Linked DNA regions of Homo sapiens: region 1 is linked to region 2. Evidence: chromatin loops called from intact Hi-C (ENCODE). Cell type or tissue: endothelial cell of umbilical vein. All regions are shown on one strand. Links, peaks and the distances in the headings refer to the core of each region. The heading gives the core; the rest is flanking DNA. Region 1 overlaps ZNF462 (zinc finger protein 462). Region 2 overlaps ZNF462 (zinc finger protein 462).

Region 1 (11,855 bases), core at 1,462-9,461, 69 kb after region 2:
CTCTAGAAGGCCTTTCCTGGCACCTCAAGGCTGGGGTAGACCCTTCCTAGGGACCCCTGAATCTCCCAAACATTTTCACACAGCACCATCCACTTAGTTGTCTCTTTCCCCACAGCGCATTGTGAGTTTCTTGAAAGCAGGGACTGTGTTCTGTTCTGTTCAAACCCATCTCCAGGCAGAGTCCAGAACCCATACATTGTTCTTCCTCTATTTGGAGTTCTTCCTCCAAATGTTATTATAAGACTTAGTTTAATAACAAAGTTTCAAGAGAGGACTCCATGCACATTAAATATAAACTGATGATAACATGCATCCCTTTTGAGAAATGTATAAATGTGGGGAAAAGTGCAACTTAGCACTGACGAAATAAGGAATTACACATTTGCTAATGCTGAGGAACTGCAAGGCTGTATGTTTGTAGGGGGAGGGAGAGGGCTGGTGGAGAAGCTGAGGATCAGAATTAGAGCACGGCTTTAGCCTCAGTCCCATATGGCCATGAGCTAGGGACTGGCTTGTGGCTGGAGGCGAATCCATGGATCAGCAGGGCCCTGCTGCTGGCCTCTTTCCCTCTCTATTCTCCTTCCCTAATCTCAATGCCATCCTTGTCTTAAGACTGTCTAGCAGATCTGGCATTTTCAAACTTAAGGATACTTCTACCTTTGTCTTCCTTTTCTCATATCCTTGTGCATATTATATTACTGTGCTCCTTATTCTGTCCCTGCCTCTGGCAATGAACTTCAGACAAAGAGGAGTGCCCTTACAAAACATAATTTTTACTCATAAAACATTACTACATTCCAGAAGACTGGTGTATTTAGGGGATGAGAAGCATCACAACTGAAAAGAACTGGTCTCCAAATAGTTTATTTCCATGGAATTACTAAAAAAAAAAAGTAAGTCTTCAAAGATCGACATATTAAAGTAGAATGAGGTCACTGATGGCAAAAGTTCAACAGTGTAGACAAAGTTATCTTGTCACCAAAGCTAAGAACCCCAGGCATCTAGTTCTTTTTCCTGCATACCAAAACCTGTACTAAGGGAATTCTTAGGGGAAGTGTTCTTTCATGTTTATAGTTAAGTGAAAAAATAAGTTGCAAAACATAATACATAATCTGTTTCTACTCAAATACTGATAATAATAATATGATGCAAATATATAAATATAGAAAAATGACCAGAAGCCATATACCCTAAACTTTTACTGGTGAAGTTTTCTCTGAAAGGGAGGTTGAAAAGAAGTTTTACTTTTTCTGAATTCCAACTTCTATAATGTTTGTGTGATTTTTATTAGTATGTGGGTTTCACAAGTTGGAATTTTTGTCTGTTTGTTTAAATGTTTTCAGAGAAATCAGAAAACAAATTAAATAGTTTCTCTCAAAAAATCCCCAGGTTCATGAATGGTTGGCCAACAAGTCAGCCCACATTTTAGGGAATGTGTGGGTGTGTGATCACTTTGGTGTTTAAATACTTAATATGAATCCACAAAATAATGTTGGCACGTGAAGAAAAGAGGCACAGCCAAGACTGACCACAGAACATTAACTGCCTATTAGCAAGTGGACCAAATGTCAATGCCTTGTGATCTGTCTTCATAAACTTCAGACAGGAGCAGGTGTATCCTATACAAGAGACAGCAAGGTTTAGCAGAAACACATATTTGAACAAAATATTTCATCAATCAGTCGACCTCACTGATCTAATGTTCAATTTCGTTCTAGGAGGCCCTAAGGAGGACACAGGTTCTGTCCTCAGGGGATTATATACTTTACCTTCTATCCCCCAAACACAAATAAACATCTTAAATGTCACTCCAGGAAATATTAGAAGCAATATAACCCATTACCTTCTGGAGCTATATGGACTACTAGCCATGACCACCTCATCCTGCAACCGAGATTAGGTGGGAAATCTGAGACGCCATGAGGTTGAGTCTGGCTTAGAAGTGTCCTGTCATTGCTAAGGTCCACTCTACCTCACATCTAGACTGGTGAAGAGGGAATCATTGATCTGAAGCTCTCTGCCCTCATTTTTTAAAAAAATCATTTTCGATTGAGCCAAAAACAAATATTTATTGACCAGCTGCCACATGCCAGCACCATCCACTAACTAAACATTTGAGTGCCTACTACGTAGCTAGTATGGTTCTAGACGTGAGAGAAAAACAAAAACAATGAGGGGGACAGAAGGCTGGTATAAGGCATGTTCTTTCTCATGGAAGTTAAAAATATAGTTGGGATGAGACTAACATTAAAAAAATCAGACAATGAAGAATTCCAAACACTCTATAATAAGGCATAGATTGTTATGGTACAGTTTCCAAGTAAAGAGATGGAGAGGGCAGTTATGATTAGACCATTGGGAAAGAAAAGGACATGATTTAAGGCTAGAAAGGGCGGGTTAGATAATGAATGTTCTTGTTTTTTTTGCATTGCATTTCTTCTCATAAGTAAATAAAACCAGGATGTAGAGGGGAGGTGAACATCATAACCAGACTGAATGGTTTGTCTATGAATAATTCCATGAACATATGTAAGAAAGAAGAACCCAATACATATTCCCACCCCCAAAAAGATGGCATTACAGGAGTTCCAAGTTTTTGTTTCCATGAATGTTCTTGAAAGCTAGCAATCAGCACAGGTCACTAGAACTAACATAGGTTTTAGCAAAGAAAGACAACAGGACCTCCAACTTCCTGACCTGTATAATGGGACTAAAAAATATCCATTTCATAGGGATTAAATAACGTAAGATCTATCCAGTTTCAAATGTCAGAGCCTTCCCTCCCTCCCTTCATTCGGACAGAAACAGGGATCTCTTATCATCCTTAATCAGGGCAATGTGATATAACGAAAGCTGTGCCCTATCAAGATTATTTTGCTAGCATCATGAGGGACTCCTAGAGGTGAAGAGGATGGTGGGAAACAGGCTGCTAAGCAGCTGCTGAGATGGTCCAGGGAAGAGATAAAGGAAGCCTGGGCCAGACGACGCACTGGGGATGAAGAGGAGGGGTCAAGCCTACATGATATTTAGAAGGGAGCACGGGCAGAAGCTAATGCTTGGTGCACTCTGTCTAATAACCAGGTCACCACTTTCTGACCCATCCAGAGTTAACTAATGAGCTGTGGTCTAAGCTCAATTTTTTCTAACATATGTCAAGAACAGTCTACTCTTTGGTAATAAATGGAAAATGATACTTTTAACTGAATTTTAAAAGAACAGTGCCAATAAAGGTATGGAATATTATCCAAGAAGCAACAGACCTTAGGTTGGAATAGTTTAAACAAAGGGTACTCAGAAGCAGTGCATCAACCTATGCTAATGGTATTCCCATAAATTTCCTATTTAACTAGAGAGCAAGGAAATTACCTAGACCAGCAGCGTCAGATTAAAAAATCATGCCAGCCATGTATGTAATTTTAAATTTTCTAGCAGCTAGAAACAAGTGTAGTTAACTTCAATAACACAGTCCACATAGCCTAATATATCCAAAAATATTATCTTAATATTTTTATATTTATCAATAGAAAACTTACAATATTTATCAATATAAAACTTACTAATGAGATATTTCATCCTTTTTTTCTAATAAGCTTCAAAATTCAGTTTATTTTAGACTTACAGCACCATATCCATTTGGATCAGGCACTGTTTCAAGGGCTGTTTCACTGTTTCAAGTGCTCAACAGCCACCTGTGGCTCAGGGCTACCACACTGGACAGCACAGACCTAGAAAACCTTGAAGGATTCCTTTGAACAAAGTACTTATTTAAGAGTTTTCATTGGTACTCACCTTGAGGTAGTTACCTAATGCAGCTGAACATCTGGAGTGAGAGATTTAAAAAGCTAATCTAATCACATCTGTTGTCATGCTTACAACCCTGTAATACCTTTACATTTTCCTTAAGATAAAGACTAAAGAGTTAGAGATCCCTCCCGCATAAAAATGAAAAGTCTGTTATATCGTGTTATGGAAGACTGAACTAATATCTTTATATCTTCTCTCTGTAATAGAGATACAAAGTTCTTTCTTAAAGCAGCATGTCTCTACTACCTACACTGTCAAACTGATCATTTACAGAATGCACCAACCCCAGAGCTGAGCCAGCTCAAAAAAACCTTCAGCCAACAAGGGTTGTTTTGAACCTCGGCCTAGCAGCACCCAGTATGGCAGTGAGGAGCATGGGCTTGCAGCCCACCTACCGGTTTAAATCCAGTCTTTATCAATTAACAATGGTCAGATCTTGCTTGGCAAGTTGTATAACCTCTCTCTGCTTCCATTTCCTCACTGTAGAAAGTGTAAAGATGGTACTATTTCATAGGATTATAACAAGGATTAAATGAGGAAATACTAAAAGTCAGTTTGCACATAGTCTGTTGCCAGTAATTCCTAGCCATATATTTTCATGGACTTCTCTAGTCCTCCAGAAATGTCAGGATCACATTTCTCAATAATCTCAAAGAGGTTTGTAGGCAGCACTTCACAATGCATAGAGCGCAACTGACCTGCGTTCACATCCCAGTTTTTTGACACCTACCACGTAGTACAAGTGTGCAAGTTACTTAACCTGTCTAAAGCCTCTGTTTTCTCATATGCTAAATAGAAATAACAATAAAATTACATCCACTGCACAACAATATAGTGAGGATTAAATGAGACAACAGAAATAGCAGGGAATCTGACTCTTAGAAAATATAGTTCCTGCCGTCTCCTGAGTACTGTTAGCATTACCCCTTTCCCTCTCCATCAGAGCCTGTTGCTTTCGACATATTAGTTTGGGGATGAGTTAGGAGATATCGCTTCGAGTGCGGTTAAGACAAATGGAAACAATTATGATAGTACTGTTTACAAGTTCCATGGGCATTTGTTATATTACCAAATATTTACCATGTCCTTTATCATCACTAAAATCCATCCTGCAAAAGCCATAGCAAGCCATCTCAGCAACTGACTCCAAGGACTACTCTATGAAAAGGATGGTGATTTCCTTCCATGATGATACATTCTCACAAGGTTAGAGGATGTCCCCTGAATATCCCCAACTTCCTTTAAAAGACTACAAAGCATTTGTCATTTGTGGGTGAGTCATCCATGGTGTACTGGAAAGGGCTGGTCAGAAGACAAGGTTTGGGTCTCTGTCCTGGCAATCAACCAGCTATGATTTTGGGGAAGTTGCTTGACCTCTGTGGGTCTCAGAGAGCACATCTGCTTCTTGGCATCGTGTTGTGAAGAACACATTTATATAATGTATACTGAAAGCCATGGTCTGATTTCTAAAGAGCTCTGCAAATCAATGTAAGGCAAGGATTTGTCTAAAGTTGACGTCCACACTTTTATGTTTTGGTAGTATATTTCAGGAATTTGCTCTGAGATATAGAAGGGGGCTCTTGTTTTATGTCACCTGTGTCATCTTCCCCCTAGTTCCAAAGTCAGTAACTGGAGATCCAGACCTCTGACTGTGAGAGCAGGAATGGGATGAGGCAAAGGCGAGAAGCCTGGGGCCAGGGTGACTCACAGCTGTGGAATCCATTAAGGGTGAAAGGCTCTCTGCATTCCTCCTCCATGTCAAGTCTCTGGGTTAGCAAGGTACAGATGACGGAGGAAACAGGCCTATTTCTTTGCAGACTAAATATTATTCATCTATGCATAACATGTGTGTGTGTGTGTGTGTGTGCGTGTGTGTGTGCATGTGTGTGTGTGTGAGTATATGCCTCCAAATATGAAGGCGAAGATCTAAGCAAATTATTCTTCTGTTAAACTATATAAAACCAGAAACTGACTTGATGCAGTTGTCTTCTTTTCCACTGCCTTGGAGTTTGGCAAATTGAACCCCACAAATCCTTAGATACGGTAAAAATTTTCAATAAAAAATGTTAAGTGAGAAGAACTCTTAGATGAGCCATGGAAATTCTCCAACACTGTGAGACCCTGAGATTGTGGTGTTATTGAGTGGGGCATGGGGATGTGCAGGTTGTGTGACAAGTTTGATGATGCCTAAAAATATTTTTAATGGTAAAAACCTAAAGCAAATAAAGCCTGCATGATATGCTTACGTATATAGCTACCTAATCTTCTGAGTTGCACTTTCGTTAAATGGATGCCAGGATTATTATAGAACAAAAGGAAAGGACCTCAGAGGGAACATTCCAAATACCTTGTACTTGGATTTTCTCACAGCTGTAGTTATTAAAACTCTATTAAACCAGCTGCTAATAATTTTCAAATGGTCCATTAGTTCTACCAATGACCTTGGGCCACCACCAATTTTAGACCTAGTCTTCATGTCTTAATCAACAGCCTCAAATGGAATCCCCTGCTCTTTCAATAGAGAAATACATTTAAAAGAAAGATTGTTGATTGCATAGGTTATTTGTCATTAGGGAATTTGTATAATATGGAATTTAACCTAAGAACCCCAATCCTCCTGAAAGGAAAATGGTTCTTCTGAGATTTCTCTCTCTAAAGCAAGGTGAAAGCTAAACATTATTATTATTATTTTCCTTGTTTAACAGAATAGAATGCATGGATGGGTCTCTCAGGACTCTTGGGAAAAAACTCTCTTGAATATGCTTGATCAACAATGGGAACCCATCCAGAGGGGGGAACAAAAAGCCAGGAAAACATACTCTAAGCTACTTCAGATAAATATCAAGAAACGTCACCTTTTCTATAATCAAGGGTGTGGAGAGGGGAAGAACTTGCAAAAGTGATTTCACGTTCAGATGTGATTTATTAATGGTACTAATGATAATTCAAAGAGAAATCAACACCATGAAAACAAGAATGCCAAGACTAAAAGGAATGTCCTTTTCTTAGGCTTGGAACCAAAAATATTTTTCTCTCTCGTGACCATCTTAACTTCAAAAGCAGAAGCAAGGAATGTCAATCCGTATGGAGCTCCTCTGGCCACTTACTATGTTTCCATTCTTTCCACAGAGAAGGGGAGAGGCAGCCTATTGTATGTCTCCGCCAACAAGATGAGAAAAAAAAATCACTTGTTTTTAAACTTTCAGAGGACACAGATAACTCAGGGGGAAAACAAAGAAAACGCAGACATGAATAAAAATTATTTTGGAATTAAATATTAGATTTTAAAAATCAAGAAAGTCTAAGAATTCAAGACATGTTCAGAATTCCTAATGGCAAAAAGCATGAGCTTCAAGGTTTGTGTACCAGGGAAATGCATTTTTCTTTTTTGTCTCTTGTTGTTATTTATTCAGTACTTTTGTTCCAGGAAGAACTCTTCTTCATTACTGTAAATATACCAAACAATCTCCCATTTCCTAGAAATCAATCATCTCCTTTTTCAGCCGGTGTATTTTCTGTTCCACCTCTGACTTTTTTACTAAATTAGCTAAAAATCTCCTTGATTTCCTGTACTAGCCATACGATTTTTCCAAAAAAGAAAAAGACTATCTTATTCTTTACTCAACCAGAAAGGTACAAAGAAAACCATCAGATTTTAAGGATGCCATTTAGTCTTCAAGAATAAAAGTGAGAAAGTTGCTTGGGTCATCTCTTTGTTCACTATTGCTGGCAAGATTCCAGGCAAGAGTATGTGGTAATCTCATGATAATTGAACAACATAGTCTACTATGCACTCCCTACGATGCAATATTGTTTCATGTCACAGCATGATGCGAGTGACATGAGCCTTAGAGCAGAGGACAAAGGCAGGGAATGACCTCCAAAATTCCATATCAGAGCATATGCCCTCTGACCCTAGGTACATTTGGCTAACCTGAGACATTTACCCATATTACGAAGGTAAGCCTAAGTGCATCATCATTGTTGAGTGGGGACAAGCTTCAAATGTTTCTCACTACAAATGGAGTTGAGCCTAACTACATCATCCAAGTGTAAAACCATGTTTGTGGACACAGAGAAAGAACTGCAGGTGTGTGGATATGATATTTGATTAAGTGGCTTCAAGTGCTAGATTTTTGTATGCCCAAAAAGGACTCCAGAAGGAAATGAAGGAATTCTCCCGACAATGTTTAATTAACTCCAAACCAAGAGACCAGAAGATCACCAGTGTTCCCGGAAGGGGCACTGCATGTGTTGCCGGGTTGACTGAAATTCTTGAGGTCCACACACACAAATGATTGTGGAACATAGGCTGACAACAGAATTGAAGAGTGAGGCCATACACAGCTCAGTCAAGGCCACGAAATTCTCACATATAGTTTTTATTGCCAAAAGAGCTAAATGCCACCACTAGATTTTACAAACTTTTAGGCAGAATATATACAATGATGTATGCCTAGTCTAAGAATCCTGTGGGTATGTTAACTGGATGGCAGCCGGAAAGTAAGGTGGAGTCAAGCTCTACACTAGAGCATAAAACAAAGAAATGGTCACACCTATTAGTTGGCCTGGATATGTGTAAGTATCAATGCCACTGTAGCTTCTTAAGGCAGTTACCCTGCACTCTAATCACCTGGGTAAGCCAATATGTCTGAAAGAATGGATAACAAGAAAGATATCCAAATAGCTTTATTTGGGGGAGTTGATCGTCAGCAAATAAAGATAGTACATAAGCCAAATAAAATGCATTAAAACGCACCACTTCTAGTGGTGGTGGTAATGTGTTAGACCTGTTGACAACTGGAGATGTAAATACTAGATTATGAGCCTCTGAAAGGCAGGGTCTAGGTCTTTCATTTCTGTAGAGCCAACATTTAGCACAAAGCCTGGGAAGCAGTCAAATGCTCAGTAAGTATTTAAATGAATGAACAAATGAATGAAAAAGAGTAAAAAACAAGTAAGCCCACGGTCCAGCATTCAGTAACAGGAAAACAGGCTGTTTCTTTTCAACTAACCAAGGAAAGTGTGAGCGGGGAAAGGCTGTGTAAACACCAATGGCAGCCACAAATCAAAGAGCAGAGCAGGGGGAATCACAGTCTGACAAAGAGAGTTCTCCAGCCCTGTTCCCTTTTAACCAGACTCCCCCGTACCTATACCACATCCCATCACGGCATTACTTTCAAATCCACAAGACAGCAGCAGTGACAGTAACACCCTGAGCTCGTTAACGATCACAACCCTCTGAGCTACCCGAGCACAGCGAAGGAGAGACAGGAAAGTTTTACAAGATAAATGGGGAGGTAGCATTTCTGAGGCCTCCCTTTTAAAAGGGGTGGGGAGGAAGGGTGTGTACATAGGGAGTGGACATACTTACTGACTTCCACCTAGGTGCCCCATTAGGCCAATATTTTGCAAAACCAGGTGTGTGCAATTTGCTTATTAAAGTTCTCACCCTGGGGCAACTGACAAGACTCATCAGTCCTGGGAGATGTGTGCTATGACCCCAAGGCAAGTTAAAGCATATCCAGAATATTTTAAGCTAGAAAGAGAATCTTTCTGTTAAAGTGAAAGGGGATCATTCTGCTGAAACAACTAAGAGGAAAAGGAATTAAAAGTAGTTTGTTCCCAGTTTTGTGTAGAAATTGTACCATTATCTTCCAAAAACAAAGGCTCAAGGTTAGATTGAGGTTCCAGAAGGAACATGGGAAAGGTTTGTAATTGATGATTCTATAAATGGTGGCACTTCAAAAGGAAATATTCCAGCAGAGGATAAAAGCTCCAAGGTGGCCCACCTTGCCTACTTCCTCAAGAGGTCCAAGAGTCAACACTTTTGAACACCAGGATCTTAGAAATCTAGGTTAACTCTCTCTCATTATTAGCTAATACGGTGGGAAGAGTGACAGATGTGGAGTAGCCAATGGCAACAGACCACAGTGGCACTGCATATACGGAGCTATCTGATACTGAAGACGCCAAAAAAGAGCCCCAGTTATGTTTTCCAAACTGGCCAAGATGGGCAAATGGATGCAACTGAATTGGAAATGACAGTAGCTTTTTCTATGCTGTTATCAATAGCATTCATCTCAAATTAGACGTTAACAGACTGCTCTACCAGTGAAACATAGCTTCCTCCCTGCCAAACACTAACCCTATTCAGGGCAAAGTATTGTCAGTTCGTACATAAAAAGATAACCATGACAGAGCTCTGGTGGTAGATCTAAATCCACATTTGGCCGGGCGCGGTGGCTCACGCCTGTAATCCCAGCACTTTGGGAGGCCGAGGTGGGCGGATCACGAGGTCAGGAGATCGAGACCATCCTGGCTAACACGGTGAAACCCTGTCTCTACTAAAAATACAAAAAATTAGCCGGGCGCGGTGGCGGGCGCCTGTAGTCCCAGCTACTGGGGAGGCTGAGGCGGGAGAACGGCGTGAACCCGGGAGGCGGAGCTTGCAGTGAGCCGAGATCGCGCCACTGCACTCCAGCCTGAGCGACAGAGGGAGACTCCGTCTCAAAAAAAAAAAAAAAAAATCCACATTTACAGAACAGCTATCATGTACCTAGCACTGGGCTAGACAACCACGAATTCATGGCATGCTTTAGACTGCCAGGCACATTTATCTCCCACATTCATCTTCACAACAGCTTGTCTTTGGAAGTAGAAAGGGTTCCAAAATTACACTTGTGAGGGTCGTGTTACGAGAAAATTTATTATCAGTCTTTCTTTCTAAATGTACTACATAAACTATGTAACGATAACCCAAAAAGTCCTTTTTAATCACAGTTTCATCATTCTATTTGAAATCTAGAGATTCTAGTATGTTGCAACGCAATCATGACCCCTGTGAATTCAACAATAAACAGTTCATTTGTCTCATTAAAGTAAAGGAGAGAAAGGAAAGAAATAGATGTATATACAATGTGGGTTTAGCTTTCAAGATCCAGAGGGTGTTTGTGCTACTAAACAACTTCGTTACCTTGAGCAAGTCCCTTAAATATTCTTGGATTCGACTTCTCTGGCTATAAGATAACATTAAAAAAATAACCTCAAAGGTTCCTTCTAGTTTTATTGTAATAAGTAGGAAACCTGTCAGGAAGTATCTTGGAATACTGATGGTCAGGGAACCAAGGTTCCAGTTGGGCTCTGTATTATCCTGGGCAAATTATGACCTTTGTGAAACTGTTTTTATACTTCCATTTACGGAGGGAGAGGATTTAGTAGATGGCCTAGGAGGATGTAGGCAAGGAAAAGCCAGCTGTGGATAACATGTAAGAACAACATGTTAGAAGGTGGTGGTGAAACAGATGAATGACTCCTCAGCCTTATCAGGGTTAGACAATACCAACAATGCAGAAAGACAGCTCTTCATGATAGGTTATAAAACTTATGGTGAAAACCTTATCATTCGTTCAAACTGCTACTCAACAACTTAGTTACCCTGGATAAATCACCTGGACAAGCTATTCTGAATGAGATTCTCTGCCCTTGACTAAATATTCTCTTTTTTGTTTGAAAACATTTGGAAATAGGATGTCTTCATGAACACCAAGGGAGAAAGTGTTTTGGTAAAGAGTAAGGCTGTAATTTTAAGTCACATAATTGTAAGGGACAGCAAGTATAGGGAAGTGCCACCGCCTGTCATTTACCCTCTCCCGCCTATTGCAGACTTCTCTGCTTGATCTCCACACTCTTTTCCAACAAGCCTAGACAAGGCACAGAATCCTCAAAGTGAAGCTCCAGGCATTCTCCACCAATCAATCAAAATTGGCACGAGAAATAGAAGCTATCTGCCAACACTGTTGTAGTGGAATAAGCATGGATCACCAGGGCAGAAAACTGATATTCCATTTCAGGCTTCCTTAACTAACTTCCTACATTGTGGACTTTGGACACATCATTTCAGCCTTTCCAGAGCTGTAAAATGAAGGGGTTAAGTGGGATGATTTCCTAGGTCCATATAACCAGTTTCTTCACATTGACTGCGGATGACAGGAGCTCCTTCCTTTTCAGACCCTATCTCTTCTATTTTTTTTGTAGCTGACATTGTTGTA
Region 2 (11,855 bases), core at 2,129-10,128:
AGAAAATAACACTAAAATGAATAGGGAAGAAAACACTAACATTTTGAAGCATTATGAAAAAAAATAAAGCAAGACTCAAAAAGAGAAAGAATATCTGAAATTTCAAAATGCTTATATAAACAAAATAAGGGACCACACAGGAGACATTTCTAGAAGCATGTTGTGAAGATAAGCCCTGCAAATACCCAGAACTGGAAACCTATCTGTCTAAATGTCATGCTTTAGTTAGATGCTTGATAAATTGTCCTCAAATAATAACACTCTAACATTCCTCAAGTGGGGTTTGGCTGGGAAAAGAAAGATACACAAATGCAAATGAGAGATGGGTGCTTTTTCGTGGCTCTTGAACAGCTCAGGATTTCAAACCAGGTAAGGGCTGAATTCTAAATGGGATGTCCTAACCCTCTCATTTTTCATGTTCCTGGAGAAATTGGACTTTTTTTTTTGCTAATTCCAGCTCTCTAGAATAACAGTTTGAGTTGTTTTGATTTTTTTCCTTTTTTTCTCCAAAACTTAGAGAAAAAAATGAAACAATCACAAGAAATTTGACTTTATAAAGGCAAACGACAAATAAATGGACCATAAGCCTGAGAGAATGAGACTTTCTTGAGTATTCACAGTTCCAATTCCACAACATTTAGTTAACATTGTGCTAGTGCCAGGTCACGTGCTGGCTCTGGGGATCCAAAGTCAAAGAAGACATGAGAGATGCCTTCTAGAAACTCATATTTATTAGGGGAGACAGTTGAGCAGTTGACTTATGAAAATACAGGCCTCTCCATGTCTAGTAAACTTACTCCACTGATTGAAGGAATAAAAGAGGCAAAGAGAACAAATGAACAGTAACAGGAGAGTTCAGCTATTGTAAGTTTAAGGAAGACACAAGGAAGAATAAGAGTCAATTGGGCAGCAAATTGTAGGAGCCGCAGAGGACAGCCCCCTTGCATGCTCTAAGTGATACAAAGAGGAAGCTATACCAGAGGATCAATTCTCAATTTTCTGCAGCCCTGCATAGAGAATATGAGTGAAGGTGAAAGGGAACAGAAGTACCTTGGTGCCAGCGAGTACATTTAATTATATTTGAGCTAGATTTTTGTGCAGACTTGGAAGACAGGCTTGTTGGTCAGTGTGAATCAAGTACCAAGAAAAAATAAAAGACAAGGAATTTTAGGCAAGCAAATTTTAGAGGTGGCCAAGGGGCAAATGATTCAATTACACCCATTCATTCAGCAAATATTTACTGAGCATTTAAGTAAATAGGAGACCCTGTTCTGGGACAGTAAGACTTGAGCCTTGACCTCAAGCAACTCACTTTCTCAGACAAAGATGTAAATAATTGATCGTGATACAATGCAAACAAAATGTTTTAATAGAGGTATTTATAAACAGGCAGGGGAAGGAAGGAAAAATCAGCAGCACTTTGTGCCTCACAGAATGTGGGAGTGAGAGAGATGGAGAGGGGATGTCAAGAGAACTATGAGTGTCCATTAATAAATATAACTAGTATTAATTAGTGTGCTAATTAATGAAATCAACACTAGACACGCAGCTACCTAAACGTTCAACTCACTACACCTCCACCTTAAGTCGTACATTTTGGAGAAACTAAACAGAAATTCAACAACTACATTATTATCACAATGAAAAAAAATGACTTAATTTCCCTAGGGTAAAGAAATGATGAGTCTGAACAGAAAAACATGTACATCAGAGGGTGGGGTAGGTTGTGTAAGGGACAATTTAAAATCGCCAAGTTCTAAAATAGCATAGGAAGTTCAAAATAATACATGGATTGTAATTTTCTTCTGAAAAGCAGACTATTTAGCAACTAATGGTTGGTAGCATGGGCCATTAGAAACAGAATATTATCTGTGGATAACTTAAGATATTGTAAATGCCCAAAGTGAGGAGGTTGAGGGAGAACCCAAATAAGCTAGACGTATAGACCATTATTTCTAGTGAAGAAAATTTGAGAAAGGTACACAAACAAAGGTAAGAGGGCAGCTAAAAATGTACTTTATTTAATAGCCAGGAAACTTTTGGGATGCCATGCAACTTCTATTATACAACTGCTAATAAACTTAGGCAAAGGACAAAAATAGTTTCAGTATTTTCATGTATGCGACAGTGATCCAGGAATCTGTAGTGACCAGAAACAGAATTCTGCAATGGGAAACCTAATGAGCTTTGTGATCATCTGAGTCTTCATCTAAAGCTGAAAGACTATTCAAGCTTTGTGTCTGATGGACTCCTGAAACTCACCACATTGAGAACTGACACCATCTTTCCCTAAACATCTCCTTCTGCGTTCTGAATGTTGGTAAATGGCCCACCACTTTGTTTGAGCTCAAATTGTGAGATTCTTCCTTCAAAGGTTCAGATTTCTCCCTTCCCTGTGGCAGCACATTTAAACAGGTATAACGCATCAGAGACATGCCTCATGACCTGCCTCCATTCATTTTCCTCCTCAGTCCTGCCTTCCCTACCCCTTGTTCATTGAGGTCCTCCTATTACATATGGGCAACTCTTGAAGTCTCCTACCTGGTGTTTCTTCTTCTAAGATCAATTCCAGTTCAGCCAGCATACATATCATTACTCATATATGATTATGATATGAGTGTGCCCTATTGCTCAAGAGTAAAGCTCTTCAGTCTCGTCTCAGCCCATGTCTCCAGCCTCACTTCCAGCTAGCTTCCAATTTCTTGCAAATTCTACGTATTGCATCCTTGGGGATCCTTAATCAACGCCACCAGTGTGCTTTCTCTTCTTTTTCCCTGGCAAATTCTTACCCATCCTTCAAAACTCAGCTGAAATGTCACACCCTCTGTGAAGATTTTTCCCAGCAATCCGAACAGAACTCTTTGCTTTCCTCTATGCTTTGCCAATACATACACATTGTGATTCTTGCCCTGATCTCATTATACCTCATATTACATTTACAAGTCCTCCTTAAGCAAACTTGGCTAGATCAATGTCTCTGACCTTAAAACATTCTAACCAAAGAAGAACCATGGCAACAGTGGTATCTAGGCTGATGCTGTACACCATCCTTTAGCAGGTCCATCCATTTCTGCTTCTAGCACTGGACCTAATGCTAACAAGAATCATCAGTTTCATTTGCTCCTAAAACTTTTTTGTACCAGTTATATTTGCTACTGAGCTCATTCAATTTAATTAATATTCTATAAGATAAAATATAGGTATAAAAGTGTTATTTCTATGAAAGCTATGTTGAATGCTTTGAAAAGACTTGATAAAGTCAAGTTGCTAAAAAAAAATTACTGTTAAGTTACATTTTGGCAAGACCAACTATAAAAGATTGAGAACATAAAAATCTAGAAGGACTCTGCTCTAAGACTGTTTCACAAATGTCTAAGTTCTCATTCCACTTCAAAGAAATGGAAACTGGAAGTAACACACAACGCAGTGTAGGTGAGTGTGGTTTACACAAGGGAGAAAACAGGGAACTTCAATCAAAGGAACGAGATTCAAATACATAGGCTTTACCCTGTATCACAATACTGGTGAATACATGTATTTACATTTTAAATGAAATTAAAATGCTTAAGGCATTTTGAAAAGGATTCCCTAGTTAGGATGGTGATTATCAAAAAAAGAAAGTAAGTGCTGGCAAGGCTGTGGAGAAACTGGAACCCTTGTGTGCTGCTGTTTGGAATGCAAAATGGTACAGTCTCACGGAAAATAGCATAGAATTTCCTCAAAAAATTAAAAACAGAACTATCGTATGATCAAGCAATCCCACTACTGGATATTTATCCAAAAGAACTGAAATTAAGATCTTGAAGAGATATGTACTCCCATGTTCACTACAGCATTAGTTACAATAGCCAGGAGGTAGAAGCAACCTAAGTGTTCATCAACATGTGAATGAGAGAAAATGTGGTGTATAACACACACACACACACACACACACACACACACACGAATATTATTTAGCCTTAAAAAAGAAGGAAATCTTGTTATATGCTAAAGCCAGTCACAGAGGGACAAATACTGCACGATGCCACTTCCATGAGGCACCTAGAGCAGTCAAACCCATACAGACAGACAGTAGAATGGTGGTTGCCAGGGGCTGTGGGTAGAAGGAAGTGGAGAGTTGTTGTTCTATGGATATAGAGTTTCAGTCGTGTAAGATGAAAGAGTTCTAGAGATCTGCTGTATAACAATGTGTATACAGTTAACAATACTATCCTATATACTTAGAAATTTGTTAAGAGGGTAAATTCCCATGTTATATGGTTTTTACTGCAGTAATTTTTTTAGGTGCCTTTAGACAAGATCATCTGTTAGGTTCCTTACAAACTTCATAAACTTTAATTATCACCATAAATACTTAATGATGGTACTTAAGAAAATATCCATTAGATTGAATTTGTGGACAGCCGTGCTATACAGGCACACAAGGCATTGTTCCTGTCAATCTGAAATGACAACCAAGCAGGTAATGTCAGCTCCACAGGAGCAAGGGTTCATGCTGTCTTTTTCGCTGATGTATCTCAATTGCTTAGAAGTGCCTGGAAAGGTACTTAAGAAAATGTTTCCTGGATTAAACTTGTGGACAACTTTGTTAAGTCCAGATACATATATATTGTTTTAAGTTATTAAAACAGTGTGTAACACAGAGCTATCAAGATGATTCTCAGACTCAAGAAGTCTGCTGATTTAAAAAATTGTTCTCGGTTCTATCCGAATTCCTTTGTACCTTGATTTAATTCCCATTCTCAAAATACCTGTTTCTCAAGTGCTGTTAACACTGAGCAGAATTTGGTATCCAGAGAAACAATAAAAACCACAAATCACCAATGCAACTTTCCAAGTATTTCCTCTGAAGAGCCTCAAAAATGTTCTTTATCTATGGGCTATTCCAAAAGAAAATTATATTCGAAACTAAGCTTTAGAATACAAACCATTTCCATTCCATAGTGTCTAAGGGGGAACATACGCCTCTAAAGGCAGTCACATTATTTTATTTCCTTCTTTTGATTATGCCTTGAAAATCTCCAGGCCAAGGACTCTGGCACCTCCTTGTCTACTGTCATCAGTGGAGCTCTCTGGCCTGGACGCACAAGATTATGATACAATGGCCAGGGGGACAATGGATGCTGGATGACTATATATAGGAATTCTGGACTCCGTTGTCATGGAGGCAAACGGAAAAACAAACGCCTAATCCTGAAAATAAGGTTGAGGCCAAACTTGAAGGAAACACACACTGAAAACTTCCTGTCATTCTGATGAGTAAAAACAAAACCTTGAAATATGATCAGGGAATAGATTGAGAAAACAAAACAAAACAAAATATTAGCCTGCAAAATGATACAAACATGGCAAAAAATGGGCAAGCTTTCTCTTTTTTGAGATCTAGTTTCCCATCATACTTACATTCACTGAAAAGGTTTCTCAAAGACCTTATTTTGTGTGAAGCCTCATGTTTTTTCTTTATATTTTTGAGGAATCCAGGCAGGTCTGACCTGAGGCCAAGGAGGATTCCTGGACTTTTCAATTCACTAGATCGTATACTTGGGAACATATTCATTTGTCTTTCTATATTTTTTGTCAATGACATCACCATTCATTCACCCAGTCAATGAAATCAGAATAAATCCTTGATTCATTTCTCTCTTTCATTCCACACATTCAATGAGTCAAAAGCTCTGTTGGTTCAGCCTCCTGAGAAACTCTATCTCTGTGATCCACTCACTAGCCCACTGCCATGGCTTTTGTTCAGGCCCTCGTGGTTGCTGTGTGAACTTCTACTGCAACATGTTCCTAACTGGCATTCCATTTTCCAGTTTCTTCTCCCCCTATGATTCCTTTCTTTTCTAAAATGCAAATGTGATCATGACACTCACTTTCTTACAGAAAAAAGCCCAAACTCTGAACCATGGGGCTCACACTCTCCTTCATCTTTCCAGGCCGATCCTCACTCCCTTGCCCACACTGTTTCCATGCTGTGCTTAATGCCAGTCACATACAAGGCTTCTAATATTCACTTTTTATGCCTTTTCCCCCTGCATTGTTGTATATTCTTGCAATATCCTTCTTATACTTTTCAGTCTGACAAACTCTTACTCATCTTTCAAAACTGAACTCAGTCCAAATCTGCCATCACCACGAAGATTTTCCTTGACCCTTCTAGATACACATATTAAATTCCCCCCTTAGACTCCCCTACTACTACATATCATGCTGTATTAAGGTTAATTTATTTTACCCCTACCAGACTATGATCTCTTTGAAATTAGGCCATCCATCCATCTATCCATTCATGTATCCATGTGTGCATCCATCCATCTATCTATAATTGTTTTAAGTCGATGTACCCCAGAACTTAGTCCAGTGGCTGGCCTAAAGCAAGTGCTCAACAAACATGCTACAAACATCCAAAAAAAAAAAGAGTACAAACTGAAAATACTGTTCTGGAAAACCCAGATTTAAAAAGAAAATGCAACTGACCAAATGCTACTCTCTCTTTGGATACTGAGGTTTAAGAGTCTTCCCACTGAAACACTGAACCATGTTTGCTGAAATAAGCCTGGGTCTTTTTTAATTACACGGACAATGGCTTCTGAACATTTAAGAACTTGAATGCAATGTAATTCAGAATCCATGGCTGTCTCAAGAAACCAAAGGCATTAATTTCTAGTCTTGCCCCTAAATCAGCTATAAGCCAAAACTCAAAACACATGCTATCAGCACATCTGGAAGCCACTTGAGATTATTCAGTATGCAGCTCTCTATCCCTCATTTTTTTCACCCATCAGTAGGCATCGATGTTTGTGAGATGCTCAGGTGTAATGGGTACCATGTATTTAAATACATCATAGCTTTTTGATAAACAATCAACACCTGAGACCATACAAATAGAGCCCTTTGCAATCTGTGAGAAGGTATTCATGGATTACCTTCAGGTGTTTAGAACTATATTTTCACTGTATACACTGTTTTACCTATTTTCCTCCATTAGAAATGCACTCATCCCAGATATGTAGCATACAGACTATCCATTTTGCCTAAAGACTTGTAGTGGCTCAGAAAAGCAGATATGGGTTTATGTTGCCCAGGTAACCAATGAAGAAACAGAAGCATAACTTGGGGATCCTGAATGCCCAGTCCCAAAAATGTGTGTGTTTGTTTTTTCTGCCACTGTAGCTATTCCTTCTTCATTAAATGATATTTGTAATTCAAAGTGTGTGTTCTTAAAAACCCTCCTTGAAACAGGCAGGAAACTTGTAGGGAAATGAATGTGTGGTGAAGGATCCTTTTTCTAATGTTTTTTGGAGGAAACTCTGGGTGGCATCTGCCATTGTTAATTGAGAAGCTCTCACAATACCGAATGCATAATTCACCTGTGACTCTTTTGAATTGTGTGATGAGGAAGTAAGGTTTCCTGCTGTTCGTTTAGATCATATAGATGTCTTTACCACACTGAAAAAATCCAACAAAAAGTGTTGAGCACAAAAGCCTCTTTATATAAATGACTTGGCCTCAACCGTAGAGAGCTTGTGAGCAACCTCAGATGGTATTTAGAGCTCACAGGCCGTGGGCAAGGCCACAGTGCTTCCTCCTCAAGACCTGACTGGAGGGAAGATGCCTACTGACTTCAAGGAGTTGGTCACAATTGATGGCTTGCTATGAACAGTGCTGTGAGAGCCCGGAGGGAACAACTGTGGAGATTTCTTAAAAGATTCGATAATCAAGAGGAAAGAGCACATCTGGGTATAAGCATATATATATTTAGATACACGTAGAGCTCTAAGTGATGCTACACGGAAATCAGGTGAGAAAGGCTATGGTTGATCAAGAACAAGAATGAGCAGCCACATTTCAAAGCACAGAGCTCTTCTAAAATTGTCCCCGAGCGGGAGTCTCTGAGCCAACAAACCCAGTGGGTTTCTTAACCCTTTTTTTCTTTTATTTTCACCTATTTCCATGCAGTGTAAGAAAATCCTCGCTCTAGGTTAAGCTATATTTTTAATCACCGTTAAAGCAGTAGGTTGTTCCCTTAGGATAGCTCCTCCACCCACTCCAAACTCACCCCACAGAAATGCTGCCCAGTGATGCTGGATTCAGGTGTAGGGTATTAAATTTCCAAGAAGCTGGAGGGATCAGGTAGTGAGATCCAGGTTCACCTTTCACTGTCTTAGCCAGCTCTGTCTAGCATCTGTGTCAGATGTTTTTTGTAAAGTCTCTTGTTGCCCTTCACCATGACCTTATGAGAATTATTACTTCCCATTATATAGATGGCAAAACCCAGCAACAACTGGAAAACAGACAACTTTTCAGCTCCCAGAGTATGTTGAGGAGCCTCCTTCTAGGTCTGCAGCAACTTTTAACCCAACACACCTCTGTGTCCTCATTTGTCAAGTGGAGAAGATAACATTGGCAACTTCATAGGGTGCTCTGGAGATTATATAAGACCAATGTGTGAAGTCCAGTGACTGGCACATAGTGAGTGCTTCCAAGGGCCTCAGTTCCACAGCAATGAAGTCTGCATTATATCAATTCTGCACCAAGTAAGTGTTTATGGAGTGTGTTCTATGGATGGAAGCATTTGGACTCCTTTACTGGACTGCAGAATCAAGTGGAACAGGGATCTCTGACACAGCTGTAAAATATGTAGTATTCATCCCAGCTCTAGGCACATAGTAGCTGCTTGGAGGCTACTTTTTGACTGACCAGTTCTGGCACAGCCAAATGCACTGCTACTTATGGCAGCAACTTGTCCAGTGATTTTGTAGGGGGAGATGGCTGAGTGGGGAGGGGATTGATTGTGGGACTTGGATTCAGCTCAAAGGCAGGGCTCAACCTGAGTAATACCACAGACAGAATGATTCACTCCTATTTTGTTAGTTAACAATGCACATGGAATGGTCACAAATCAACTTGCTTCAAAAAGTCATCTCAGGGCAAATTCAATTCCCAAACTGGACAGGCTTTCCTGGCAATGATTCTGGGGTCTATTTCCTTTTCAATATTCTTCAAGATTACCTGCAGCTTTGAGCAAGGTTCTTGGCATCCAATTGATAGGCTTGGCCTCAATCATTCCTGTCATCAATGATGCCCTCCCCAACCACCTTACCTGACACTCCAACTCCCATCCTTTCTACCCTTCACCATGGCTTTCTTTCTCTTGATAGCACTTCTTGCCACGTCATCTACAGTGGATGTATTGGTTGACTGTCTGGTTCTCCCTGCTACCCACGAGGAATGTTATCGCGAATTTCTTAGTGTGCATGGATGTTTGGATTTTATTTCATGATTGATAAGGGCATCTCAGCTTCCTTAGGAACTTCTGGCACAGCTAAGTATGGGTTACTCTTTAGGGGTGTTTGCTTACTACTCATTTTGAGAAATCTTAGGCTCTGTGCTGAGAGGTGCTTTCTTCCCACTATAGATCTACAAAATAATTTGAAGAGAAAATAAGTGGAGAAAGGGATTCCAGGAAGAAGGAATAGCAAGGGCTAAAGTGTGAGATAGTAGGACCCTTTTAAAGACAGGGTATTCAGTGTAGCTACAGTGCAAGGGAAGAAGTGGTGAGGAATGATCCCAGTGAGAAATGCAGGGCCCAATGAACAGCTTTCCATGCTAAGCTCAGAATTTATTCTGAAGGCAACGTAGACAGCCACGGAAGGGCTTTAAGCAGGGAGCAGGTGAGATAGTGGCCTCCCAGTTTTACCTTTACTGTGTCTGTAAATTGTACCCACAGTCCTGACCTCTCAGATGGGAAAGGAGGCTTGGTAGAAATGCATTCCCACTGTGAGAAAAACCAACTGGCAGCACATTCCCTAGTGATGATGGAATATCATCAGCACCCCACGATTCCACATTTTGTTTTGTTAAGTAGAAAACACCATCTTTTCTTCTCGGGATTTTACTAGCAGGTTAGAATTGTTCATCTGAACTGTTCATCTAACTGTTTCTATTGAACTCAGTACATTCACATCTCAAATGGACTATGGCTCTACCTATGGGAAGGAAAGAAAGGAACTTAGTAGGCTACCTTCTCTGCTCCCTACCAACCCTTCATGTGCAAAAATTAATAATAATGTAGAACAGGTGACCAAGTGCTTTATCCATGTGCTGCAAACCACAGTGTGTAATCATCAGCCACCCTTTGCTCTATTTCCTGAATACACACTCTCAGCAACATCCAAAATATTTCTAGATCTGCATTTTACTCTTAGTTTTAACATCCATTTGTCAACTCAGACGCTTAATACATATTTCTTAGATTCATTTAGACAACACTGTGATCAAAATATTATTTTGCAAAGTGATGCAATATTCTTCTGGATGTCTTAGCTTTTTATAAATGGTTGGATTACTCATGATATATATTATATGTACTATACAGGCATATGCTTTATTGCACTACAAAATATTACATTTTTTCCAAGTTGAAGGTTTAACTTGAATAAGTCTATTGACACCATTTTTCCAGCAACAGGTACTCATTTCCTGTGTCCGTGTCATGCAATATTCTGTAATATTTCAAATGTTATTATAATTTCTGTTACGGTGATGTGTGATCTTTGATGTTAATATTTTAACTGTTTTGTGGTGTCATGAACCATGCCTATGTAAGATGCAAACTTAATCAATAAATGTGTGTGTTCTGACTGCTCTACCGACCAGCCATTTCCCCCATCTGCTTCCCTCTCCTTGGACCTCCCTATTCCCTGAGCCACGACAATATTGAAATTAGGCCAATGACTAACCCTAGTAGAATGGCCTCTAAGTGTTCAAGTGAAAGAAAAAGTCACACGTCTCTCGCCTTAAATCAAAAGCTAGGAATGATTAAGCTTAGTGAGGAAGGCATGCTGAAAGCTGAGACACGATGAAAACCAGGCCTCTTGTGCCAAACAGTTAGTCAAGTTGTGAATGCAAAGGAAAAGTTCTTGAGGAAAATTAAAAGTGCTACTCCAGTGAACACATGAATAATAAGAAAACAAAACATCCTTATTGCTGATTATGGAGAAAGTTGTAGTAGCCTGGATAGAAGATCAAATCAGCCACGACATTCTCTTAAGCCAAAGCCTAATCCAAAGCAAGGCCCTCATTATCTTCAATTCTATGAAGGCTAAGAGAGGTGACAGAGCTGGAGAAGAAATGTCTGAAGCTAGCAGAGGTTGGTTTATAAGGTTTCAGAAAAGAAGCTGTCTTCAAAGCAGAAAAGTGCAAGGTGAAGCAGCAAGTGCTGACGTAGAAGCTGCAGCAGATTATCCAGAAGATATAGCTAAGAGAAGGGATGAAGCTGGCTCCACTAAGCAACAGATTTTCAATGTAGGCCCCACAGACTTTTATTGGAAGAAGATTCCATCTAGGACTTTCACAGCTAAGGGGAAGTTAATAACTGGCTTCAAAGCTCCGAAGGACAGGCTGACACTCTTGGTACAGACTAATGCAGCTGGTGACTTTATGTTGACAGCAGTGCTTTTCCCATTCAAAAAATCCTTTAAAATTATGCTAATTGTACTCTGTGCTCTATAAATGGAACAACAAAGCCTGGATGATAGCACATCTGTTTACAGCATGGTTTACTAAATATTTGAAGCTCACTGTTGGGACTTACAACTCAGATAAAAAAGATTCCTTTCAAAATGTTACTACTCATTGGCAATGAACTTCATCACCCTAGAGCTCTGATGAAGATATACAAGGAGATTAATGTTGTTTTCATGCCTGCTAACACAATATCCACTCTGTAGCCCATGGATCAAGGAGTAATTTCCATTTCAAGAGTTACTATTTAAGAAATACAGGTAATAAGGATTCAGTTGCCATAGATAGTGATTCTTCCGATGAATTCTTCTGACTTAGGCAAAGTAAAA

What was found. Hi-C counts contacts between places; a loop is a spot of excess contacts. Peaks named below come from ENCODE experiments on the same cell type or tissue, not always from the same donor. Only the 100,000 strongest peaks of a DNase experiment are listed, where the experiment ranks them.
Region 1: a loop joins it to region 2, with 6 times the contacts of the local background. A loop is called at or near these places in 2 of 110 quality-filtered maps.

Annotation. Positions count from the first base shown.
Region 1 is chr9:106,886,521-106,898,375 of GRCh38, reverse strand. The region is part of intron 1 of ZNF462 (zinc finger protein 462); the gene reads right to left. Among named protein-coding and RNA genes, the nearest start is that of ZNF462, 29 kb to the right of the region's middle. RefSeq lists an enhancer at 5,351-5,850. In endothelial cell of umbilical vein, for the core only: no CTCF peak of the experiment used is centred there; DNase peaks (open chromatin) are centred at 5,085 and 5,515; H3K27ac peaks cover 1,768 bases.
Region 2 is chr9:106,956,098-106,967,952 of GRCh38, reverse strand. All of the region lies in intron 7 of ZNF462 (zinc finger protein 462), which reads right to left. Among named protein-coding and RNA genes, the nearest start is that of ZNF462, 99 kb to the right of the region's middle. In endothelial cell of umbilical vein, for the core only: no CTCF peak of the experiment used is centred there; a DNase peak (open chromatin) is centred at 5,142; H3K27ac peaks cover 2,226 bases.